Linked DNA regions of Homo sapiens: all the other regions are linked to region 3. A link is a loop called in an ENCODE intact Hi-C map of the cell type or tissue named here. Cell type or tissue: OCI-LY7. All regions are shown on one strand.

What was found. Peaks named below come from ENCODE experiments on the same cell type or tissue, not always from the same donor. Only the 100,000 strongest peaks of a DNase experiment are listed, where the experiment ranks them.
Region 1: a loop joins it to region 3, with 8 times the contacts of the local background. A loop is called at or near these places in 8 of 110 quality-filtered maps.
Region 2: a loop joins it to region 3, with 4 times the contacts of the local background. A loop is called at or near these places in 3 of 110 quality-filtered maps.

Annotation. Positions count from the first base shown.
Region 1 is chr5:159,049,402-159,057,401 of GRCh38, forward strand. The region is part of intron 6 of EBF1 (EBF transcription factor 1); the gene reads right to left. Among named protein-coding and RNA genes, the nearest start is that of EBF1, 47 kb to the right of the region's middle. In OCI-LY7, CTCF peaks have their summits at 584 (motif pointing left) and 797; DNase peaks (open chromatin) are centred at 580, 1,210, 2,150, 3,460 and 2 weaker places; H3K4me3 peaks cover 4,289 bases; H3K27ac peaks cover 4,754 bases.
Region 2 is chr5:158,770,593-158,778,592 of GRCh38, forward strand. It overlaps EBF1 (EBF transcription factor 1), which reads right to left. Exons shown (of 16, transcript NM_024007.5): 10 at 6,821-6,947. Among named protein-coding and RNA genes, the nearest start is that of EBF1, 330 kb to the right of the region's middle. In OCI-LY7, CTCF peaks have their summits at 104 (motif pointing left) and 308; DNase peaks (open chromatin) are centred at 49, 2,699, 4,839, 5,979 and 1 weaker place; H3K4me3 peaks cover 2,946 bases; H3K27ac peaks cover 5,628 bases.
Region 3 is chr5:158,873,408-158,881,407 of GRCh38, forward strand. The region is part of intron 6 of EBF1 (EBF transcription factor 1); the gene reads right to left. Among named protein-coding and RNA genes, the nearest start is that of EBF1, 220 kb to the right of the region's middle. In OCI-LY7, CTCF peaks have their summits at 3,346 and 7,238 (motif pointing right); DNase peaks (open chromatin) are centred at 2,004, 3,344, 3,884, 7,284 and 1 weaker place; H3K4me3 peaks cover 4,554 bases; H3K27ac peaks cover 6,283 bases.

The DNA.
Region 1 (8,000 bases), 180 kb after region 3:
CTCAGAGAAGTAGGATGGTGGAGGGAAAAAAAATCCACTCAAAATGTTTGAGTCTTGATTAGACAAACTCTCAGGCATTCTGAACCACTATGAAAGGAAAAACTCACACACACATATATTTTAACCCAATAGACTTTGAGGCGAACTAAATATTCTGCAAAATGTAAAAACTTTCTCTTTGTTCCAGCTAAGAAGCCAGGACTAAATTGAAATTAGATATTTTGGTTGAGATCCAGCCCCAGCCCCAGAATTGCTGTCCCTTTTTTGTCTTCCCTGTCAAAATCATTGAGGAGTTAAGATAGTTGGTTCTTCAGAACTCTGGAAATTGTCCAACGTTAGAATCAAATAGAAATAGCATAAGATTTCCCAGAAGGCAAAACAAGGATGGTTTTCCTCACTAAAATTATTACATATCACATCGTGTTCTTGGGAGGGGTGCTTATCTGGTGATAATCTCCAGAATGATTTTACATCCCGGTTGTCCTACAAAACTAACTCTCTCCGACACAGCACAGCAAATTCATTCAATTTGGTGGGTCCTAACGCTTTCTCTTTCTCTCCCTCTAGAGGCAGAAAATGAAGCACTAAATAAGGTTTAATTTCACGGCATTAAAAACAAAACCAAGGATAAGCCACTCTGACAGGAACAGAAAGCAGGCCTTGGAAGAAGGCAAGGAGTATGTCAAGAAAGTGGATACAGGAGAACCAGGGGACAGCGGGGAGAGAAGTAAACAAGAGGTTCGTTTCTCTTTCTCTCTCTCTCTCTCTCTCTCTCTCTCTTCTCTCTTTTCTCTCTCTCTCCTCTCCTCCCTCTCTCTCTCCTCTCCTCCCTCTCTCTCTCCTCTCCTCCCTCTCCCTCTCTGCATTGCTCTTCCTCTGCCCCTGTATCTATGACTCTGTATCCCTGTCTGTCTCTTCCTCTTGTTCTCTCTTGACTTCTACCCCTCCATGCTTCCCCACCAGGACCATCAGTCCTCCCACAAGGGACTGTCTCCCCTCCTGCCCAGGTGGCTTCTCCTACAAGAGGAGACAACAATAAATTTCCAGGACAATGTACGTGGTGTGGGTGTGATAAACATGTCACCAGAGACAGCAGATGTCCCTTGACTTTAGTGACTTGGCCTTCAGAAGCCCCTCCTTTCTCCAGCTCCCCTGGGCCCCTGAGTCTCAGTCATAGCTCTCAGAACTTTGGTCAACTGTGCTAGGCCACCAGTTACTTTCTGCACACAGGCCATAAGCATGTTTGTAACATACTTGTGCATGAACTCCCTTATAAGGGTTGACTGACTCCTGCCTCCGTTCATCCTGCTAGCCAGTCTGGCTGGGTTCAGCCAGGAGCCCTCCTTCCCCGCCAAGGCTTAGAAGCAAACTCAGAAGAAACCCAGCGGCAAGCAAGAATTGCTCCCGGAGGGAGTAGTGGGTACAAAGCTGGGTGCCTGTGCTCTTTTTAATTCCCCATTCTGGCAAAAAGAAAACCTCAGGTCTGACTTTAGAGCCTTTGACACATAATTGGTAGCCAATTTTCCTAAGTGGTGAGTCAATTTTCTGCTTGTGAAATGTAACTTTACCCTGGTGAACACCAGGCCCCAGGGTTTTCAGTGTGGCTTAACAGCAATTATACGAATGTTAGGAAGGGGGGAAGTGTTAAAGTCCCTACATTTACATTTGTTTTTTATGTTTTTACCTCTTAAAGGGATAGGAGAAGTCTCCTAACCAAGTAACCTATGAAAAACTCACCCAAAGACAGGCACAGGATATCCTGGGAAGGAAAACCATTTTGAAGCCGCACCACAAAGGGTTCCTTTTTTTTTTATTTTAATTCTCAAATATTCTCACAAGTAGTGAGATGTCACGGGGAGGGCACAACATTTAGAGGTCAAGGCATCCTTTTCCTGGTTCCCCTTGGGCTACTTTCTTTGCTCCCACCCTGTCCCCTCTCTCCCCTCCCCAGCCCCCCAAACAAATCCCCCGGTGAGCGCTAGGCCCCGCCTCGGGCCGCATTCCCTCCCCCTCCCCCCCGCTCCCGCAGCCCCCCACCCCCCCACCCCGCCGCCCGGCGGCTGACGGCTCCCGCTCCACATGTGCGACTCGTGTTTCGGCTTTCGCTGGCGACAAACTGGAGCCGGGGCCTTTCCGCTTAGGAGGAACTCGCTACGTGTCGCTAACAACAACACAAACACCGCCGGCCCGGCTCGGTGCTCCGCTGCCCACAGTGCGCTCGGCACCAGGGCTGGATTTATAGCAAGGAGCCCCGACTGTAAGAAGTAATTCATGAGTCCCCACAATGCCACTACTGAGAGGCATTCAGAAGGGGGGGCAAGACACGGGGTGTTCCTGCTCCGTGGCCTCCATCCCAGCCGATCCCGCTTTGCAGTTGTGCACAATCACAATCGCAGCCAGCAGTTTGCCCTCATTCATTTTGCACTTTTTCTTAATAGAGTGGGAGAAAGTCATCTCGGCCACCACCACCCTTTTATCACAATTTGTTGAAACCCCAAGAGGCTTAAAATACGTTCTTTTGCCATTTATAGTTGTAACAGTATTACATACAAATGTGTACACAAATCTGCGTGGTGCACACATACGCACAGGCTCATAAGACACACGCAAAAAAATTATTATTATTATGGGCTCTTCTGGAAGATTTAGTATATTTGTTTCAGAAAGACGTAAGAATTTTAATAAAACTAAACCTTATTTGAGAAGTATCTACCATGAACGCAATTTTGGAAAGGTGCAATAGGAACTAAATAACTGCTGTTAAAAATCATTTAGCTGAGAAAAATATGCATGCTAAGAATTCCACCAAAAAAAAAAGACATTGTATGCCACGTAGGTATATGTGTATTGCTTAGCAGCCACAGAAAACCTCCTATCTCAAATCAAAGAGAAAAACACTACACGTGAAAACTATCCTTTGGACGATTAGACTCCATTCCAAAAGATATAGAAAAAAAAAAAAAACCACAGCAAAAATACACACATGGATCTTTGTACCAGATTCTGTATTAAAAGATTGCTTGTCAGGTCCTATGACTACCTCCCCGAAGTCTGCTCTGTGGTTACAAGGTTTGGTGTTCAGTCCTCTGCAAATCAGTTCGGGGTTTCTCTAAATCTGAGCCACAGCCTGTCAAGATGATCCTTTGCAATACCAGCCTTTTAAATCCCACACTTTTGTTTTTTCTCCCTCGCTCTCAGAGGAATTGTCCTGCCTAGGTCAGCCATTCTAAGCTGGAATTCAGAGACTGGACGGATCCTTTACCATGAGAATTTGGAGCTGCAAACCTTCGGCAGAGCCCTGGGGAGGGATAATTGTTTTAGTGAAGCTCACTGCCTCCTCAGTGGTCCGTGAGACCCTGCTGAGCGTGGCTGCTTACCTTTGGCAGGAACCCAGGGCAGGTTCAGGAAACGGTTCCGTGTTCCTGCCCTTAGCTTTGTGTCAATGAAGCCTGGCACATCTTTTTTGTGGTTGTAATTTAAATGAGACAACCAACTGCACAGCTGTCTCGGTCAAATTATGCAGGGCCATGTGGCCTTTCTTCCATCTTTAAAAAGTCTGGGGCACCTCTGACCATGTTTGAAGGAAGCCCAGGGGAGCAATGACCAACAAAAGGAATAGCGATTACGCCAGCAAAGGATGGAAATTTGCCTAAATGAATATATTAAGGGCTGCGCTTAGAAAATGGAAATGTTAGTTTTTAAATAGAGGCAGAATAGTGTTATGATTAAAACCCTGATCTTTGGGGTCAGACACTGCAAGGTTGGCATCCCAGCTCCACCACTTAATAGCTATGTTGACGTTGGGCAAGTTATTTAACCAACTGAAGCCCCAGTTTCCTCATCTGTAAAATGGGAGAAATAAGAATACTCAGCACATAGAATTGCTGTAAGGATTAAATGAGAGAATACCCAGAATTCAGCTAATATGTGGCTTCATAAATGGTTAGTTATCATCAGTAATTACAGTAATGACAATAACACATAGAACATGCAAAACGCCAATGCCAGTCACTGCCACACCAGTCATCTGTAACCAAGAAAAGACTAATTTTACTCTGCCTCTGGCCCCTTATTTTACATATTACAGGGATTTATTCTTGCAGGCAAAACTAATGTGACTGAAGTTTCTATCATTCAAGTTTTATTTATTCTGTTGATCTGGCATTGGGTATTTTAACCCCTCTCTCCCTCTCTCTCTCTCTCTCACACACACACACACACACACACACACACACACCCCAGACATGGGAATGTGAGTATAAGCATCTGCATAGATGCACACTACACCAATACAAGCCAGCAGATATGCAGACACAAAATGAGTATATGTACCCCGGAATAAAAGGAACATAATTACCAACTTTATTTTGACAACTCTTTTCAATGATACCCAATTAGGCATTGCATGGCAAAAATAAACTCTTTAAAATACTGAAAGCACAACCCATTGTATATTTGCTCCTAAGGGCCCTTTAAAAGCTGAGGTTAAATTACCATCAGATGGCAAGAGGATAAGGACCTCGCCTTAGGGCACTTCCTTGGGATAAATGGCCAGTTCTTGTCCTCTTTGGAAGGGGTTGCTGGCCCAAAGCACCATGAGGCCAGTGACCCCTTGCTGGTCATTAATCGTTACCGAATTCCCTAGAACCAAGGTCATTATTGCTAATATAAACTTAAATAAAAATTCCAGAGACATATGGATTTCTTTTAATAGTTAGTCTTATTTCTTTGCTTTTTATAGGGCATTTCTATAGAATTAATGTTCTATACATTAGCTCTGTAGTTGGTTTGTCTTAACACTTGATCCTGCTTAAAGTAAAAGGTTTATTGGACCTAAAATAAGAAGCGAAGGAAAGCAAACAAAAAAACAGGAAATCCTGAAAGGGCCTATTCTGTACCTGGAATTCTCAGAAAAATCATTATCCATGGGACTCACAATTTTATTTCTTTGGAAACCTGTCAAAATATTATAATGTTTATATTTAACGGTTGGATAATTTAAAATTTAAAAAATAGAGAGAGAGATCTGGTTCCCATCCTGGACAAAGTTTTCTGTTTCTCAGTCTCTCTCTCGTCTCCTCTGCACATAGAAAAAAATTTTTTTCAAGATTTTATGAAATTCCAATTTCTTCAAGCTTAAGGAATATATACTGTATTGTCACTCACAAGCAAAGGATATTAGCAGAGCATATAATTTCATAGCTTCATTCCAAAGATGCTCAGCATTATTTGCCTTAAAAGGAATTATACACCCTAAAAGTACAGAAACAAAGTGGATATGCAGAAAATGAACAATTATTTAATGAGCATGTACTATGTGCAACTTAGTGTAGATTCTCTGTATATCAACATTAGGCTGCTTCATCTGGAAGACAAGTCTCAACCAGATTAAGAGACAACTTGAGGATGTTGCACAGGCAACCTCTGCCCACAACCTTTTGGGGTTACTATCTCACAGAGACAAATGTGTTGGTCCACGTGCCTCACATTTTACAAGCCTACAATTTTCTTTTTACTAGATCCCTTCCCCATCTTGCCCAAGTTATGCTACCAATAAATTTAAATATAACAACTCAATTAGCCTTGTAAGGTGCATCATCTAAAGATCTCACCCACTAGCTTCCTGCCTTAAGGTAGATTTTAGCAATAGACATGGGCTGTACCTGCTGCCTTATCTTCTTATTACCTGGCTGATCCCTTGGATGAGGTAAGGAAGAAGAACTGAAAGTTGATTGAGAATATTGTTGGTTATTCAGTTCTGACCTCTGTGAGGTTGCTATTTACCTTATAGTACATGCTACTTAAGCACATGTTTAATAATAGGTACTGTCCAATGTCAGATATGAGAGGTAACCAGATTTATAAGGGTAGAGAGGATTAAAGTCATTGAGAGAGGTAACCTTAAAGATCCTAAGTGTTTACTTCTCTCGTTCTATAAATAAGAAAGCTGAAATCCAGAGAAGTTAAGAGACACACAGACACAGAGGCTCACATATCTAAATAACAGCAGGGGCAGTACTCAAAACCAGGTCTCCTGTGTCCCAGTTCAGCATTCTACATGAGGTTCCTTCTCATTTCATAATGAATGAGAAGTCCCATATCAGAATGAGCAATTTAATGTGTCGAGCCTTTAACAGAACCAAAGCATGCTTTCTCCTTAACAGAAGAATATGCACAAATTTGGGTTCATATTAGAACTATTAGTACCTTGAAGATGAAAATTATTAGCATAGTAGGGAATTAACCTACACTAAATCTGATGAGTAGTGAATTACTTTAAATCTCTTTTTGGAGGTGGGACCTTACCCTGGGAATGGCCAGGTAATGGCAGGAGAAAGATGAATGGCAATGGATTTGGTGGTGATTTGGAAAAGAGAAAGAGATTCTACACCAAATCCAATTTCCTTAATAGGTGAGTGCCCTGGGAGGACCACAAAGTGCTTCTGGGGCAGTCCCCAATCTGGGATTGGGGGTACAACTTATTTTATATAGTAGATGCTTCACGAACATTTATTGAATAAATTAACATGCTGGGTCCTTTGTTTCTCCTGTCTGAGGTCAATGAACTCAACAGCTGCTTGTCCTCACCACCTCTGTGAATGTAAACAATGGTTTCTAAAGGAGAGACTAACCCTACATGAAACCATTTTTTAATAGGTTTAGCATGATTATCCTTTCTGGCTTCTGGTATCAAACTATTTGGGAGCAGAAAGGAATCCAGCCTGTTGAATGATTTATGACAATTTGGGAAGAGAAAAAGAGAAGAAAAGAGTATACATAAATTCAAAATTCCACCTTTTAAAATTAATTTTAGTGGATTGATACTGGGAAGAAAGATTTAGTTGGTTGACTACATTCAGTCATATATTTCTGTGGAGACGGAAAAAATTAAATTTTTCCAAATCAGCACAATCTTTTCAGCCAGACCAGATAGTCAAATAATTCAGAGGTGAAATAATTGTCACTTCCTCCTTTGCCCCATACTCTGAAACAGTACAGAAGCTGCCAACTCCCCACCTCTCCCTCTAGCTTACCAGGCGAATGAATGCCCCTTTGCCTTCTGGAATCATTCTCCTGCAGTTCAGCATGAGACTATGCCAGGGGCTAATAATTTCTCTCAGCACCATACCCATGACTTCTGCCCTTCCTTGGCAATTCCAAATGTGTGACAAACCTCTTCGGGCTTAGGCAAAACTGTACACAAAAGTGGTTTGAGTAGGAAGAAATACAGTGTACTTTTTTCCCCTTTCACTACAATTTTTTCAGAATTATATTCTGCAACAATGCCTCACTTCCTTTATTATTATTTTTGGAAAGGGTACTTTCAATTTGTTTAGGTTTAAATAAAAGAAAAATTTTATTAAGACTTACTTTGAAAATTGCCAACGTCAATATTTATGTATGTCAGTACCTTCCAGAGAAAGATAATAGTCAGAGACAACTGCTCATGGTAAGACATCTGGAATAGAAAGACCTTTTGTAAAATTCCTACTGAAAGATGACTATTGATGAAATACCTCTGGCAAACAAAAACAAAAATTGCAATTTGTCGCACGGTGTTATATGACATAGTATGAACAAGCACAGTTGCAAATAAATGAAATATGTGGGCTTTTAAAAATAAAGTAATATTTTATGATGGGATATTCTGTAGCTTCCTCCTCCCTGTGACTGTTATAATTTCTTTCTTTTCTTTTCTTTTCTTTTTTTTTTTTTTTTTTTTGAGATGGAGTCTCACTCTGTCACCCAGGCTGAAGTGCAATGGCACCATCTTGGCTCACTGCAACCTCCGCCTCCTGGGTTCAAGTGATTCTCCTGCCTCAGCCTCCTGAGTAGCTGAGATTACAGGCATGTGCCATCATACCAAGCTCATTTTTGTATTTTTAGTAGAGACGAGGTTTTGCCATTTTGGCCAGGCTGGTCTCGAACTCCTAATCTCAGGTGATCCACCTGCCTCAGCCTCCAAAAGTGCTGGGATTACTAAGCATGAGCCACCGCGC
Region 2 (8,000 bases), 100 kb before region 3:
CTCTTGATTTTCCAGCCTCACTGCAATTCTTACAGCCGTCCAAGGTACCGTGTTTCCTCCCACCCAGGGCCTTCTCATTTGCTCCCTCTGCTGGAAGGCTCATTCCCTAACCCCATGCTACCCCCACCCTTCACTGGTTGTTGGGTTAGCTCTTTGTCATCCTTCAAACTTCAGCTTGTGCAATTTTTCCTGTAGAGAAATATCTCTAACTGACTGGTCAGGGCTCTTTTATTATGTGCTGATCAAAAGCGCTGTTTCTTTCTGGACACGTACCAGGTTTGAAATAGTAAACTTATGAACACCCATTTTCCCTCTTAGTCTTTAGAATAAAGAAAACAGGGATTGTGTCTGGTTTTGCTTAACACTGTTTCAGGACTTGGCCTAGAACTGGTTTAGAACATTGCCTAGAATAAGACAGGCAATCCACAAACATTTGTGAGGTGAATGAATGAAGTAACAAAAGGAAGTGGTAAAATCAGAACAGAACACAGGTATTTTTATTCCTATTCTAATGCCTAGAAAGAAACAATGTCTTTACTCATAATCAAAGCTGACACATACATAACATCAAACTCTAATGACAAATTCTTTGGATTTTCAAAAATATATATACCCACTATCTGCTTTTCTCACTTACTTTTGGGGAGCACTCATACTGGACCAGGTACTCTCAGGATTGCATTACATACATTAACCCTTTTACTCCTTAGATGAAGGTACTATTAAAATAGCTCCATTTTACAGATAAGAAAATGAAATTCATAATATAAGCCAAATCCCATTTTTTCATTTAAAGAAACTATGTTCTATGTATGTAAAACTTCAAGTAGAAAGGGACAGATTCTTAATTAACAGCTCTTATTTACATTCCATGTTATCCAGAGGACAAAAATCAATGAAGACCCATTGATCCTGGGCAATATGTCAATGATAGCACCTATTGCAAGTAAAATGCTGAGCCAAATCCCTTCAACATAGTGTATAAAATAAGATTGAGGAAGAGTTTCTATTTCTTCATGAAGCTTGTGGACTTTTTATGATTTGTCTACCTATGAACAGAACAAGAGAACTAAGGACAAAAGGAAGTGAATGATGAATGGGATGGTTTTAGCACCTGGGACAAAAGAGATTCAAGGACAGAGACTCTCCCAGTCAATCAAGATGAGTTACAGGGAGCACCAAAGTCAGTCCGACTGACTCATTTCACAATGAAGAGACTGGAGTCCAGAGCACATAAGCAACTTGTCTCACAGCTAGCGAGTAGCAAGGCTGGGATACGATGCAAGCCTCATTGCTATCAGCCCAGGGCTCTGTCCACTATACCACAGCGGTCAGAGAACACTTCAGAGAGGTAAGAGTTTGAACTGGATCCTTCAGGTGAATCACCATGCCCAAAGTAGCTAAAGTGAGCTGGAGGCACAGCAAGGAAACTGGTTTGACTGGAGCATCATAAGCCCTAGCCCCAGAGCACAGTGAGCCAAACTCGGGACTTGGGCTACGTCTTACATACAGTGAGCAAAGAGGGAAGGTTTCTCTGCAGGGTAATGACATGAAAGTGGCTATTCAGAGCGTACTGTGACAAAGAATTTATGTAAGAAAAGACTAAAGTGCAGGAGATCCATTAGGTGCAAACTCTCCACTTCTTCCCTAAAACCAATGACTTTGTTCAAGCCCAAGGTGGCAGCCTTTATTTTGTGGAGGAGGTTTCCAAGAATGAGAAACAGAGATTTCTGGTGAAAACTCTGGAAGCTGGAGTTGAAGCTGATTATAATCTAAATACTTTTGAAGACAGTTGGTGATAGGCTGTACTCCTGTTGCTAGGACCTCCAGAGGAGGGGCTGAGATGGAAATAAGAGAACAAGCATGTGTTGTTCCCTAAAAAAGTTAACACCAGAGAACTTTACAAATCAGGAGTATCTGATTAAAATATTAGCTGTGTGATGCATTCCTGCAAAAATATTTGTTTTAAGCAAATTATTACATTTACACTTATGCATTTCTTTTTCTTGCTACTTTATTTACACTTTGCTCCTTTTATTTGGGGTTGACAGGTGTTACTTGTTTCTTTAAACTGATGCCTATAGTTGTGTTACTAAAAATCCCAAAAGACATTTCTTAGATTTCTAGGGAGATGACAAGGATGATAAACAATCCATGGAAAATAGTTACTCCTGGTAGGGACTCAGAAACAAAGGAATGAATCATAATGGCCACCATTTATTAATGGAAACTACTAGTATCTAGCCTCATGCTAAATACAGTTCCATGATTCTAAAACTTTACATATGTTTCCCTGATCCTAAAAACAACCCCAGCAAGGTATTATTATTATTTCCTTATAAAGATAAGGTGACTGTGGTTTAGAGGCATCATATGATGTCCCAAGGATAACCTCTCTAGTAAATGGTAGATCTGAGAATTCAATCTATATCCATCATCTTGAACCTAAGCAGTCAATCAGTATGCGAGGTACTATCCCCTTAGGAGGGAGGGAGGAAAGGATGAGGGGAGTAAAGAAAAGAGAGAGGAAGGCGAAAGGGAGATAGGAGAGATGGGAGAGCAAGAAGAAAATAAGAGGGATAGGGAGAAAAAACGGAAAACTTAAAAGTCATAGTAAAAGATGTCAAGTTCCACAGAGCATATGCAGACAAAATAGCCCCTCCTATGTGCAAAGCAACGTGTTATGCATTGGCAAAGGATGTGGAGTTATTCTGGGCACAAGGTACAAACAGGAAGTATTTCCACGAAGAATTCTCATTTCGAAGTTAGTTCACAGGCTAATACACAGGAATGTGGGTTAGTCCTTCCACAGGAACAGGAAATTGGGTGAAAAATGTTTGGAATTGGAAAAGTTAGTGGTAGAAAAGATCTGATAAGTGACCTAACCAGACATCTGAGTTGTTAGATGATCATTCATCAGGGTTTTCACCAACTTTTGGGGGGTCAGGTGGTGTACAGCTCTCAGGGTACCCCTAGGCTGCTCAAACCTTGTCCTGGTGTCCCATTCTTTCAGTCATATATTCCCCGAGAATATATGAAAATTCTTACAGAAAATATAACTAGAATGAAGGCAACACATGCATTTGGAATTGGCCGCTTCTTATCAGGAAAACCAACTACAAAAACTTTGAGGAAGCAGCTAAAGGTGCCTAAGAGTCTTTTATTAGCTTCCAAGGCTACTTAGGGATTAGCAGGAGAGATCACGATTCGAAAAGATCCAAGCCACTTAAAGATGTAACACCTGCAAGAAAACAAGCTGTGAGAATAATAAAGGTATTAGGGAGAGCCCTTACATGGCAGTGAGGTTATAGTGGATTTAATTCCCACTGGACTGACCAGAAACGATAATAGGGCTTTGAAATCAATCCTGTGATTAGATAGTGTTTTTGTTTCCTTCTCTTAGAAAACATTTATTGAAAATTAAAGTCAGCCTTGCCCTACATTTACATAAGAATAACTGGACACAATAAAGTAAGATCTAGAAAGTGCTATTGAGCTTTTCTGCTTCTAATCCAGTCAGGATTCACTTTCCAGAGTCTGTGACTCTGATTGGACAAACACAAGGGCATGGCACATTAGCAGCTATGGATTCCTCGTGCGTCTCTGGTCTGAAGAACCAATGAGGGAGAGATGTACGCTTGCTTACCATCCTTACAAGGGGAGCCAGCTTGCAGGCAATCTGTGCTTGGTCAGATTCTTCCCTCCCCAAAAGGTCTGCCTTTATTAGTATAGATTAGGCCATGCTGTTCCTGCCTTTTTTCTTTTTTTTTAATGTTATGGACTTTTAGAGACATTTACATCTACAAATGCCAACTCTCTCTTGCATACTTTAAAAACAGCAATAAGGCCTTAGTTTGGGGTGTTACTTTTCAGCTCAATAATATTTTTCAAGGGAAAAATTCCAAGTGATATTTCACTAACAAATAAGAGGGTTAGCTCACCCAATCCAGAAAACCAAGCCTCACATCTTGAAATACTATGGATGTTAAAGAAAATGAAGTGTGAACTTCTGTGGGTGGACAAAGGAGGGGGCCGTACATTTGCAATGATCTGAGCAGTTGTTTGGATACAAAGAACAGAGAGGTTTTATGAGCCATCTCTATACCCTTACTATTAAGTGGTGACAGCAGAGGTAAACTGAGTAAATCACAGAGGCCAGTAGCCCCAGCCATGAACAAGCAACGCATGGTAGAGGCATTTAATGCTAATGATCAAAAGGTCCATGTGTAGGTCACCAATGAACACAGATTCCCTTTCATCAGAAATGATGTGATGTCACAATAACTGTTAACAGCCAAGTAACTATACCAGAGGGGAAATCATTGTGCCAATTTCTTCAGATTTTTATTTTTCCGATATGGGGAGAGGTTAGAACTCTCTTCTAGAATATTTAAAAAAAAAAAAAAAGGCTTCTTGTCTGGTGCCCACAGTTTGAGGCCAGATCACCAGAAGCATTTTTTCATACCTTAAATTTCCCACAGATGTATACATGTGCATATGCGCCAACTTATTGCTCTTACCCTTAACTACTTTTCTAGGCTTGAAAATCCAACACTTTTTTCTTAATTCCAGTGTGATATAGATTTTCTAAGATGTGATTTCTTAAACTGATGGCAATTTTTTTTTTTAGTGTTTAAAAAAACTCCAAATAATGATGGATCCCTAGCTCTTTTCTCTTGAGAACTTAAGTAATTTAATGAGGGTGATTTTTTTTTCTAACTTTTATGGCCAGGTGGCTCTAGGGGATATTTTGTTGAAGACTGATTAAAAATAATTTCTTCTAAATGAGACCTGACCACAAAATGGAACCATTAATGGGCAGGGACGTTGTCACCAAAGCGGAAACCATGCCTGATTGCCTCCTGTACCTCCCACCACACAAGCATTTTCTTCTTTTTCTTCTCCTTTTCTTGTTCTTAATAGCTGAGTAAATAAGCAGCCAGCGAGGCCTAATGTTTTCGGCCAAAAACAGAGTCCAAACTTCTCAGAGAAAACATTTGGCCTCTGTGGTTTTGAAATATGTTCCAGAACACCGAGTTCAGTGGGGGAACATTGTGAAAAACTCCCATCCATTGGAATGATGCTGGGGAATGTTACAGTATCAGAAGTTTCAATTGGTCCTTTTCCTGCAGCCCCATAATGAGACTTGTAAAACACACACACACACACACACACACACACATGCACACAGACACACACACACACACACACACACACACACACACACACACACACACTGCTATGTGGAAGTTCTCATGGGAAAAATGAATGGCAAGAAATCCTAGCTTTAAAAGAAACAGCTAATCTGCTAGTTTGATTATTCTTCAAAACTTACGCTGAACCAATGAGCCTAATTAAAAACACTTGGCCTACTTCTATAAAGCATCATAGCTTTCTCTACGCTTCGTTTGTATACACCACAAAACTCCAGAAAGACTATTATTTTTTCAAGTGCTCACTAACAAAGTGCTGACTTTGTTGGGATGGCTGAGCTAATTTCTTGAACTCAGTGTGAAACCTTAGCTAAACAAAATTGTGGTAATTTTCCTTAATTTGTAAAAGTGATTGGAGTGCAAACAAAATTTTCCTCTTGGGTCAATCCTATAATTTTCAGTTAACTAAAACTAATCGTCAGGCAGGCACCAAACCTGCATTTTGTTTAAAGGGCTGGGAGGCATTTCCAAGGGTCAGGATGCATTAATTGTTTTTATAATTTCGAGAGAGAGAGAGAGAGAGAGAAACTGGGTGACTAAGAAGTATGTTTGGTTTTACTTCTAATATTGAAATACAAGGGAAAGATGCTCTGAAGTAAAATGTCACAGAAAAATAAAATTCGTCCACTTAATTGTATGGTTATAATTACAATTTGTTAACTGTTATCCCTTCACTGCTCTGTTATCTCTTTGTGTGAAAGCAACTTCCGCTCTGTACTTAATCTGGTCTTGTGGTCTTTTACTGAATGGAAAAGGAAACCTGGGACTAGTTCGTGGAGACAGCTACCACTATCCAAGGATGACTGACACTAAGCAGAGGGCCCAGAACCGCACTCCACCTGTGGTTCTTTGAGCAGCAGCATCAGCCTCACCTGGGATTGCTTAAGAAACAGGATCTCAGGTTCTACCTAGACCTACTGTAGCAGAATGTGAATTGTAAAAGATCCCTGGGTATTTGGTTTGCACTTCACAATCTAGGGATCTCTTAGCGTACACATTGGGCACTCAGCCTTTATACTTGATGTCATTCCACAGAGATGCTGCCTGGTTCTCTCTGTCTGATGGGAGGGAATTCACATTCACTCTGAAACCCTAGCTTCTTGCCGCAAGGCGGATCCATGTGCCAAGGCTGTTTTGGGAGGACAAAAATGCAGCATACTTGGAAAGAAGGCACCAACCCAGAATTAAATATGAAAACTACCAATTGTATGTAATACAAGTGCCGTGAACAGGCTAGAGGAAAGACGTACTGTTCATGAAAGCACAAACCTACTCCATAAAGCCAACAAACCCTAACAAGGTGGCTTAACATCCAGAAACTCAGGACTAGCTACACCTCTTTCCCCTTCTCTTATTTTTCATGTGGCATCTTTAGGTATCCAACCAGTTATTTCAACAGAACGCGCCATTCAACATGGACACCTAGAAGAATTCTTAATACAATAATAAAAGCACCATGTTTGGTCATACATATGGTAAAATGAAGAAAGAAAGCAGGCTTTAACTAGATTTTAAAATAAAATACATGCTTTTATACAGACAAGATAAGGGGAAAGACCCCACAAGACCACGGCAGTTCTGTGCTCACCATGTGCTGTGGTTCTTACCTGTATAAATGAATCTGCCTGGTGTTCCTTTGCAGAACTGCTTAGATTTGTAGGACAGTGTGACTTCCACAACACCAGGGATGTGCCGAGGAGGGGTCTGCACACGGATGGCATGAGGAGTGATCAACTGGAGGAGACATTTGGGGGGAAAAATTGTCATTGCAATAGTTAAAACTTCACAGTCTTCCTAATAGCTCTCCATAAACAAAGCTTTAAAACACATAATTAACCTGTCTATGTTTAAATCCAATCTTGATGGAACCTGCGTGAAAGACACTGACAACAATATTTACAAATGCTCTGAGTACAGCCATAACAATATTATCTGGGTTTTCCTACATGGCAGGCCCTCTGCTTCCTGGTTTGAACAGGGAACCTGGCCTAATGAAATGATTTATCTACTACAGGATATCCTTTGGAAAATCTCTGAAGCAGACACCCAAATCAGAGCCGAGCTTTGCCGTGACTCTCCAGAAGCTGATGGGCCTGGTGTTTGAACTGAGCCTGTCAACATGTGGAAAACACAGAGGTAGGGAAACAGCAGGCCAAGGCACTGTGATTAGCTGCGGAGTGCACGTATGAAGTACCCCTGAAGACCATTTGGTGTATTAACTACCAGAGGCACAATCAAAGAGCTTTACAGGGGAAAGCAAAGAATCTGCCTCCCTGGAATAGCTTATGGATCTAGCAGAACTAAGGACTCTCCATAAAAGGGAAAGGGAAAGGGAAGGCTGGGGAGGCTGCGGAATGATCACTGGTCCATTATGCAATGCCACGTGCACAATGAGAAAGTTCATTTCTGAACTCTGTTGGCAATCAGATTACACCATGAAGCAGAATTTATTTTGTATTACTCTTATCTTTGTTTACATAACTAAAATGTTATTAATGGCCATAAAACTGGCATTATCTGGTTCTTTGAAAAATCCAGCCCTGGTATTTGACTGGTTGACCTCTGATGGTGCTGGATTCTACATGTTCTCTTTCTATGGGATTCTGCAATTGTCTACTCTTTGACTCCTTTCAGATGCAGTTAGCTCAATATTTGTGGTATTGAGTCCACTGCATACAGTGGATAATTTATACAGTATACATGAGTTTAAACTAACATGCTTGTTCTGTTCTCATGGGGATAACTTAGAAAGGGCTCTTATATCAATGTGCAAACCAGGCCCAGTTT
Region 3 (8,000 bases):
CTGAACTTCAATCACTCATAACAGCACCTTCAGAGTTTTTGCCATTTTTACCTATAATAATATTCACTTAATATTTTATGTATACTGACTCATTTCCTTTTATCCCTAATAAACTTATTTTTGAATGACACTTTCCATTCCTACTATGAATGAAAACCCATACTACTTATCTGAGATAAAAGAAAGCAACATAATTAAAAGTGAATGTAAACAAAATTTTAAAAATTTACTAAATTTTGGCTAGATACTGTTGCCTACCACAGGGTACTCATTGAAAACCAAGATGAAGCAAATGTGAGGGAGGTGTTAAAGACAGATTCCCACCAAACAAGGACTTTGGCCTCATCAGGAAAACTAAAAGAAATTTTAAATAAGATGATTTCCTTATCACCTAATTCAGTGCTATTTAAAGACACCTACAGGTACCACTTAAAAGCATCCAGCAGTATGTAGGTATACAGTGAGAAGTACCACCACCAGCAGTATGCAGATCAACAGTGAGAAGCTGCGAGTTGGCTAATATAGGTATGGGAAAGCTCACATCACACACATAAGGGAACACAACCTGTATGATGGAAAGAAGGCTAGAGAGAAAATATTGATCAGCCTAAAGAGAGGAGATGGAGGATTGTTTGTTAGTGATTTGTATAGAGTTGGAAGTTCCTAGGCCAGAGGAAAATTCATGAGTTTCCACTGGTAGAGGAGAAAACTAGAATATATCAGCAGATTATGAGCTGCCATGAATTTTTCTGTTTTTCCTCTTTAAACATGGATACTGATAATGAAATACCAGAAAAGTACACTCTGTGGTGAATCTGGCTTTTGATATTTATTAACATTAAATGGACTTTTGCAACTAAATAACACCAAAAAAAGAGAGAGGAGATACAACTATAGTATGTTCCTATAGCATGTTCCTACCCTCAAATAAATATCAAGAATATAATCTATGTGGAAGAAAGATCAAGTTGGCAGAAAAGGGAAAGGAGAATTAGGAAAGCAAAATAAATAGGTGCAGAGAAACTGTCACACAAGTGAATTGAGACTCAGTATTTAATTAGGGACAGCAAGCTTGCAAGGCTCTTGGTAAATGTCTACCGAAACCAACCACGTGTTGGTTAACACTGAGACATACAAACTGATCAATAGTACAAAACAAAAGGGCTCAGGTATGCATGTAAAGTCATACATCATTTCAATAAATTACGCTGTGTGTAGACAGGTTTTTTTTAGAACGATCATTCTGAGATCAAGAGCTAAATCATCTCAGCCACATCTTGATTTCTGCAAGACTCGGCAGGAATTATGAGGCTTAACAGCATTCTGACAATTAGCATATTATAAATACAAAAATGATATATTAAAGGGAGAGGAGGAAAAAAAAGGCCAGTGTTTTACACCTACAGTAATATAATTCCACTACTTAATGCAAAGTAACAGGCCTCAGAGTGTTTGGGATCCTCTTGTATGGTGTTATCTTCTCTATCAGTAAATGAGACTATGTGAACAGTACAACCTATAAATAATTCAAGGCCTGAGATGGCAATTATAGAACCATGCACAACTAGCATGAATATTTTATGAAGGCTAAAACAGCTCTCAGAATGAATCATGGAGAGATGAACACACACAAGCACACACACACACATACACACACACACACACACACACACACACACACCAGGCAGTTTTGGCCAAATTGTATTTCCAAGACAAGGCCTCTCTTTGATCTCTAGAACACCTTTATTTTATGGAAACAGTGATGATAGTTACATATTTTTCTTTTCTTGAATTTATTTCCTAAAATCCAAACAGAGGAATGAAGGTATGAATTTGTCAATAGGGTAGAGGAGCTTGAAACCGAGGAAGAAGGACAAACAATTTTTAACCTGAACTTCTGCAGATAATTCCAAGTGATTTTTTTAACCTTTCCAAATGGACTCTACAAAAAGTACCAAGTTCCAATGTATCAAAATTGAAACTGAAACCAGTGTCACTTCATGACTCAAGCAAGAGCACTTCCTATCCGAAAACTTCCCTCATATACATAAGCTTTTATTTCTAATTAGTCCTTGAGGAATACCTGTAATCCCTGCTTTCACTACATTCATAAGACAAAACAAATATTACTGAGCCATAAGCCTGAGCAAACAAGCTACTATATTTAAAAGTAGCAGCCCAGATGTCATACTCTATTAGGAAATGAGCAATGCCTAAGTTCTGAGCTGTTTCTGTAACCAAAGGATGTGCACAGCTGAAAAAAATGAAATTATATGAATTCACGTCTTGATTTCCCTGTGCAATGTACTTGTGCTATTTGAATAAGAGTTAATATTCATTTGAATTTTACAGAGATTAGCATTCATCATTTTTACCTGCCTCCTATTTACATATACCCAGATGATATCCATGTGGTTACACAAAACACCATTGTTTTCCTAAAGTCAATTTTAGCATAATTCACTTTCTTAATTACAACCTAAAACTGTAAAGACTTTTCCCAGTCCCTCCACAGAAGAATCTTAAATTTATGACCCTTTTGGTATGAATATGTGTGCTTTTCACTTCATTACAACAACAAGAATGGAACTTTAGGACTCTAGGATCTTAGCACAGGAAGGAACCTTAGATATCTTCTGATCCAACTGCTTCATTTTGTGGATGCGAAAAGTTTAGAGGCCAAAAAACTGTTCCATGGCATATTCGGTATCACATGACTAGTTGAAACACTACGGCCAATAATATAAAATATAATAATATTAGCAGGAACAAAAATCAGTAACAACCTCAAGTATTTACAGTGAGCTTGCAATAAAGCAGGCACTGTACTTTGCAGGCACTGTCTCCTTTAGCCTCCCAATACCTCTAATAGGTAGTATTATTATTGTCTCCATTTAAGGATACGAAAACTGAGGCTTAGAGAGATTCATGTATCTCTACCCTCAATCCCACGACCCCTTTTCCCTCTAGTGTACTCTTCAGGAAGTTACATCAGAATTCTCTATTTGAGTCTTGGCTAGAAGAAACTTTCATTACATGGACCAGTTATTACTGGAGACTTCCTAGATGGGAGACACACTGATGTTTTCGGTCTCACTGAGCCTGCTGCTTTGTGAGACCTCCGAGGGCATAGAGAGAAAAGGAAGCTCCTACAACCTGTACTGCAAGAACTTCAGGAAAAACAACATCTTTCCATAAAAAGTTTCACGTTGCCCTATTATTCAGTTTAAGAAGTTCAGAGCCACTGTTCCATGGGCCTGCCTTTTGTGTTCAATTTGGAGGCATGAAAATACCTTTAGAATTTGTAAATCTCAAGGCAACCGAGTGAAACGCCACCTACCGCAGCAGCTGGAGGGCAGGCCAGTGTTATGCTTTGATAGCCCCCTTTCGATTGTATTAATACAAAGGAAATTAAAAAATAGCATGATTCTCTCCCTTTCTTCTGCTCATGCCCAGCTTTGGATTTTCATAATAGGAGGGTAACATTTAGAGGTCTTTTTTACATTCGTGCACTAACCTGGTACAAATAGAAGTAAGCTGTTTGCTGTTTTCTTTTAGGTGCTCCAAAATATGCATGACTTTAGACCACAAAGTCAGAGAAATACCCTGTTTTATTGTAAAAGTGTAAAGAACTGAGCAAGTGAACTGGCTTTTGGCATGTATTTTCTTGAAGCCTCTATCTCCACCAACTCCTTTTCCTACTGCACCCAGATTCACTTCAGTTTTCCCACAGTTCCAAGCCCACAGTTCCAAGCCCAACTCTGAGAAGGTGCTGAGAAGAGGAAATCCAGTAACTGAATAACAGCCACTCTCTGGACTCTTGCCCCTATTCTTTTTGTATCCTCTAGGGAGCTACAGTGTCACTTACTAGGTGCATGCCCCTGAATGGGTTAATCTTTTCTTTTCCTTATTTCGACAGCCATGTTTACCTTTTGAAAAGGCGAGCAGAGGCACAGTATGGCACTGGAGTGCTAACTGCTAACACATGGGCTATGCTACATCTCGGCAAAAATTTCTCTCATACTTGTACCAGCGTCCCAGCCAAGATCAACACCATGAGTTTGATTTTCTTCATCATGAATTGACAGCTTATTTATCTCCATGGAAGAACTTTCTAAGCCCTTTAGGCACCCAGGCAACTTAGAAGGCATTCAGCTGACTGTTCAAAAATATTATTGCTTCATCAAAAATAGAGACTAAATTATTTCATTCCTGTTAGGCTGTTCTCTTTCTAGAGAGACATTTTAGTGACCCTGAGTTATGATAATAGTTTATAACCAAATACTACAAACGCACACACACACACACACTTTCCAATTGGTATTATATTTTGAAAACCTTTTTAGACCTAATGTTATGCTGACAGTACTAAGTTTTGTGAGGATGCACAATTTCCATGGCTTCCTTTTCCAATAATGGTTGGGAAGCCTCATTAGAATAATTAGGAACGAAGTCATTTCCGGTCGCCATATATTGCTCTGGAAATAATAGCTTCCAGTGCCTGCAAAACCAGCAAGGAATAGAATGCATATGCCAACTCCTGAGTCACAATGGAAAATAACATAACTCCATGTTGCTGTATGGAACCTAAACCAACTGCAACTCTGTCAGGTGCTCACGTCCAAAGAAAACTTGTCACTGCTCACGGGAGAAGTTTAAATCAATTTGCAAGCAGAAGACAACCCAGAAAACACTAACTAATTGATTATGCAAATGCAGAATCCAAAAAGTATTTTCCCTAGTAATAAATCACCTATGACTTTGCAACGAACAGCAATGAGAATATTGACCTGCTTTGGAGTGAGGACAGATCTGTATATATAACTATCAGCAGGAAAAAAATGTATATGAGCATGAGAAAGTGGCATGGGAAGAGAGAGAGGAAAGAGAAAGCTTTACTGGTTAGATTGGAGGGACTTGTGACCACAGAGCCTCCCAAATCAAAGCTAGTGCCCATTTCTCTAAAAGTATCTCTTCAATTAAGGCACTGGTTTCTGGTGTTATGACTTCCACATAACAGTAACAAGAGGAAATATTTACTGAATCCTTATTGTGGGCCAGGTGCCCTGCTAAATGCTATGTCTCATTTAATCTCATTATCTCATTTAACCCCCACAACAACACTATGATGTGGGTATATACTAGTACTGCCTTCATTTTTCAACAAGGAAACTGACACTCAGACGAGTAATTTGAGCAATTTCCCCAAGATCACACATTTCTACTTCTAGCCAGCCTTTTTTTTTTTTTTCCTGAGACAGAGTCTTGCTCTGTCACCCAGGCTGGAGTGCAGTGGAATGATCTCAGCTCACTGCAACCTCCGCCTCCCGGGTTCAAGTGAGTCTCTTTCCTCAGCCTCCTGAGTAGCTGGGATTACAGGGATGTGCCACGGTGCTCAGCTAATTTTTTTATTTTTAGTAGAGATGGAGTTTCACCATGTTGGCCAGGGTGGTTTCAAACTCCCGACCTCAAGTGTTCCGCCTGCCTTAGCCTCCCAAAGTGCTTGCTGGGAGTACAGCTGTGAGCCACTATGCCTGGCCTAGCCAGCCTAAATTTGTTTACACAGTCCTAAAGCCCAATAAACAGAAAAAAAGAATAGATTCTCTTCATTCCAAATTTGCAACCAAAACTCCCAGGATTTTTTTTCTCCTTTGGTCTAGTCTACATCCCTATTATTCACTCTGCTGATTCCTGCCATCCACTCTGCCTTATTATCATCCTCTATGCCCCATCTGTTTTCTGAATGTTTTGTTTGTAAACGTCTGGCATAGGATGGTTGGTTCAGTACAGTATGTAACTGGGCACATATATGTGATCAATGATCACAATGGTGAACATAGAAACTGGAGGCATCTTATATGTCTTCAATGTGGCAACATATGATTCTACCATACACAGTGTTTGCAAGCACATACGCTCAAGGAAGAGAGTACATGCGTCAAGATGGGTTTGGCAAAGAGGCTGTCCTGAGAAAGAGGAAAGTTCAAGTGGAAACACTCTTGGGTGTTTCTACCTGAAAGATAATGAATGTGAGAAAAGAAAGGCACAGAGCAAATATTACAGAACCTCACAGGAAGAAGTTATATAGAAAAGAGCATTGTGTGGAAGGCAATGCTGAGAAGAATAAAATCATGTTGAAAAGTTGTAGGCATTGATAGACATTTGGGATGGTTCCAAGTCTTTGCTATTGTGAATAGTGCCGCAATAAACATATGTGTGCATGTCAGCACACCAACATGGCACATGTATACATATGTAAGAAATCTGCACATTGTGCACATGTACCCTAGAACTTAAAGTATAATAATAATAATAAAAAGAAAAGTTGTAGGCAATTTGAGTTTATTAGAGGAGAAAAGAAACGGACAGGAGGGCACCCCAGCCCTGGAGTAGCCCCGATTTTGAATCTGTGTAGTGAATATTAATCGCTCCTATGGTTGAAATACTTGAGAGCAGAGATTGGGCCACACGCCTTTCTGTGTCTGTCTCTCTCTCTCCCGAACCAGGCTTTCTGGAACATCAGGGCAGGAAGGGTGTTTAGAGATCGCCTGGTACAATCACCTCATTTTACACACACAGAGATGGAAGTGCAGATGGGTTAAAGGACTAGCCCCAAATCACACAACTAATTAATGGCAAGAAGCCCAGCCAGCACAAGAAAACAGGCTATTGACTTTTTGCCTTGTGCACTTCGCAAATCGCCCCACGGCCTCTTTTGGGAGGCTCTTGATAAACACTCACAAAGCGCTGTCAAACTCTGGGTGCTCTGAGAAAGGGAGGATGAGAAGATCCCACAAGTTTCCCACACTCAGCCCCCCGTCTCATGCAGATACTCCATCATGCTTCCTCCACCATCCGTGACTTGCTCACAAGGGTTATAAACTTGATAACCTGAGAAACCGCAGCTTTAGAAAAATGGATAAAGATACCATGAGAGAGCTCAACATTAATGACTTTTAAATAAGGGTCAGTTGGAAATGCGGAAGAAAGAAAATTTCGAAAAATTTATTCTCAATCTGGCCATAAAGATTATTAGGTAAGATGCACACTGTCTTATATACACGCTGGTACATTCCCACACTCCTCTGCCCAGCACGGCACTAAACATATGTACATATTTGTTCGATAGAATCCTTCAAAGTCCTCTCCCTTAGAGTCATTTGCAGATATTTCTCAAACATGATGCAGATCAAAATGCAATATACAAAGTCAGGTAATGTCCCCAGCATCAAATTAAAATAGCTAACCGGCCAACAGATGGCAGCTGAAGCAAATCGCTTGCCGATTTAAATAAGAACGGTGTTCGGTTCAGTTGTGCACATTTTTCTAGACAGAAGTTGACTGCTAAATGAAATCAACTTCAGAGCCCAGTTGTTTGTAGTGTGAAGGGGAAATTACAAAAAACAAAAATGCCTTCTTTGTTCCTGGAACCCGGGGTGATTCACAAGCACGGACATCCCCTGGTCTTCTGATTTTAAATCACTAAGGTGGAAATGTCATTCACCCAGGAGGTTATTGATTAAAATAAAGAGCAGGAATGTTTTCTGCATGAACCTCACTTCTGCTGGCAATGTTACATCACTTACAGACTGCAAAGAAGAAGAAGAGGGGAAAAAAAAACACAGTAAAGAGAGGAAGGTTCAGAACAGTCACAGACTGGGAATAAATAACACAAAGAAACTCTGGGGCCTGAGGACAGAAGCAGAGGTTGGCATTATTTTACATTAGAAACACTTCGTATTCAAAACGGTAATTGATAGCAGAGAAGTGTTGGGGGAAAGAGCCACTCGCGTTCAGGCAGGCTGCCCTGCCAATCAAACTCAACCTTTCTTTGAATGAATAAAAGCTTCATTGCCCTATTATGCTGATACAGTCAGACAGGACTAAAGTAGCCTGTTTGTCAAGTTTATGTGAACTGCCCCAAGCTACTTAGATTCTGACGCTTAAATAATCCCCTCAAAATCACCCGTGATTCTGGATACAGTTCTCTTTTTTAGCAA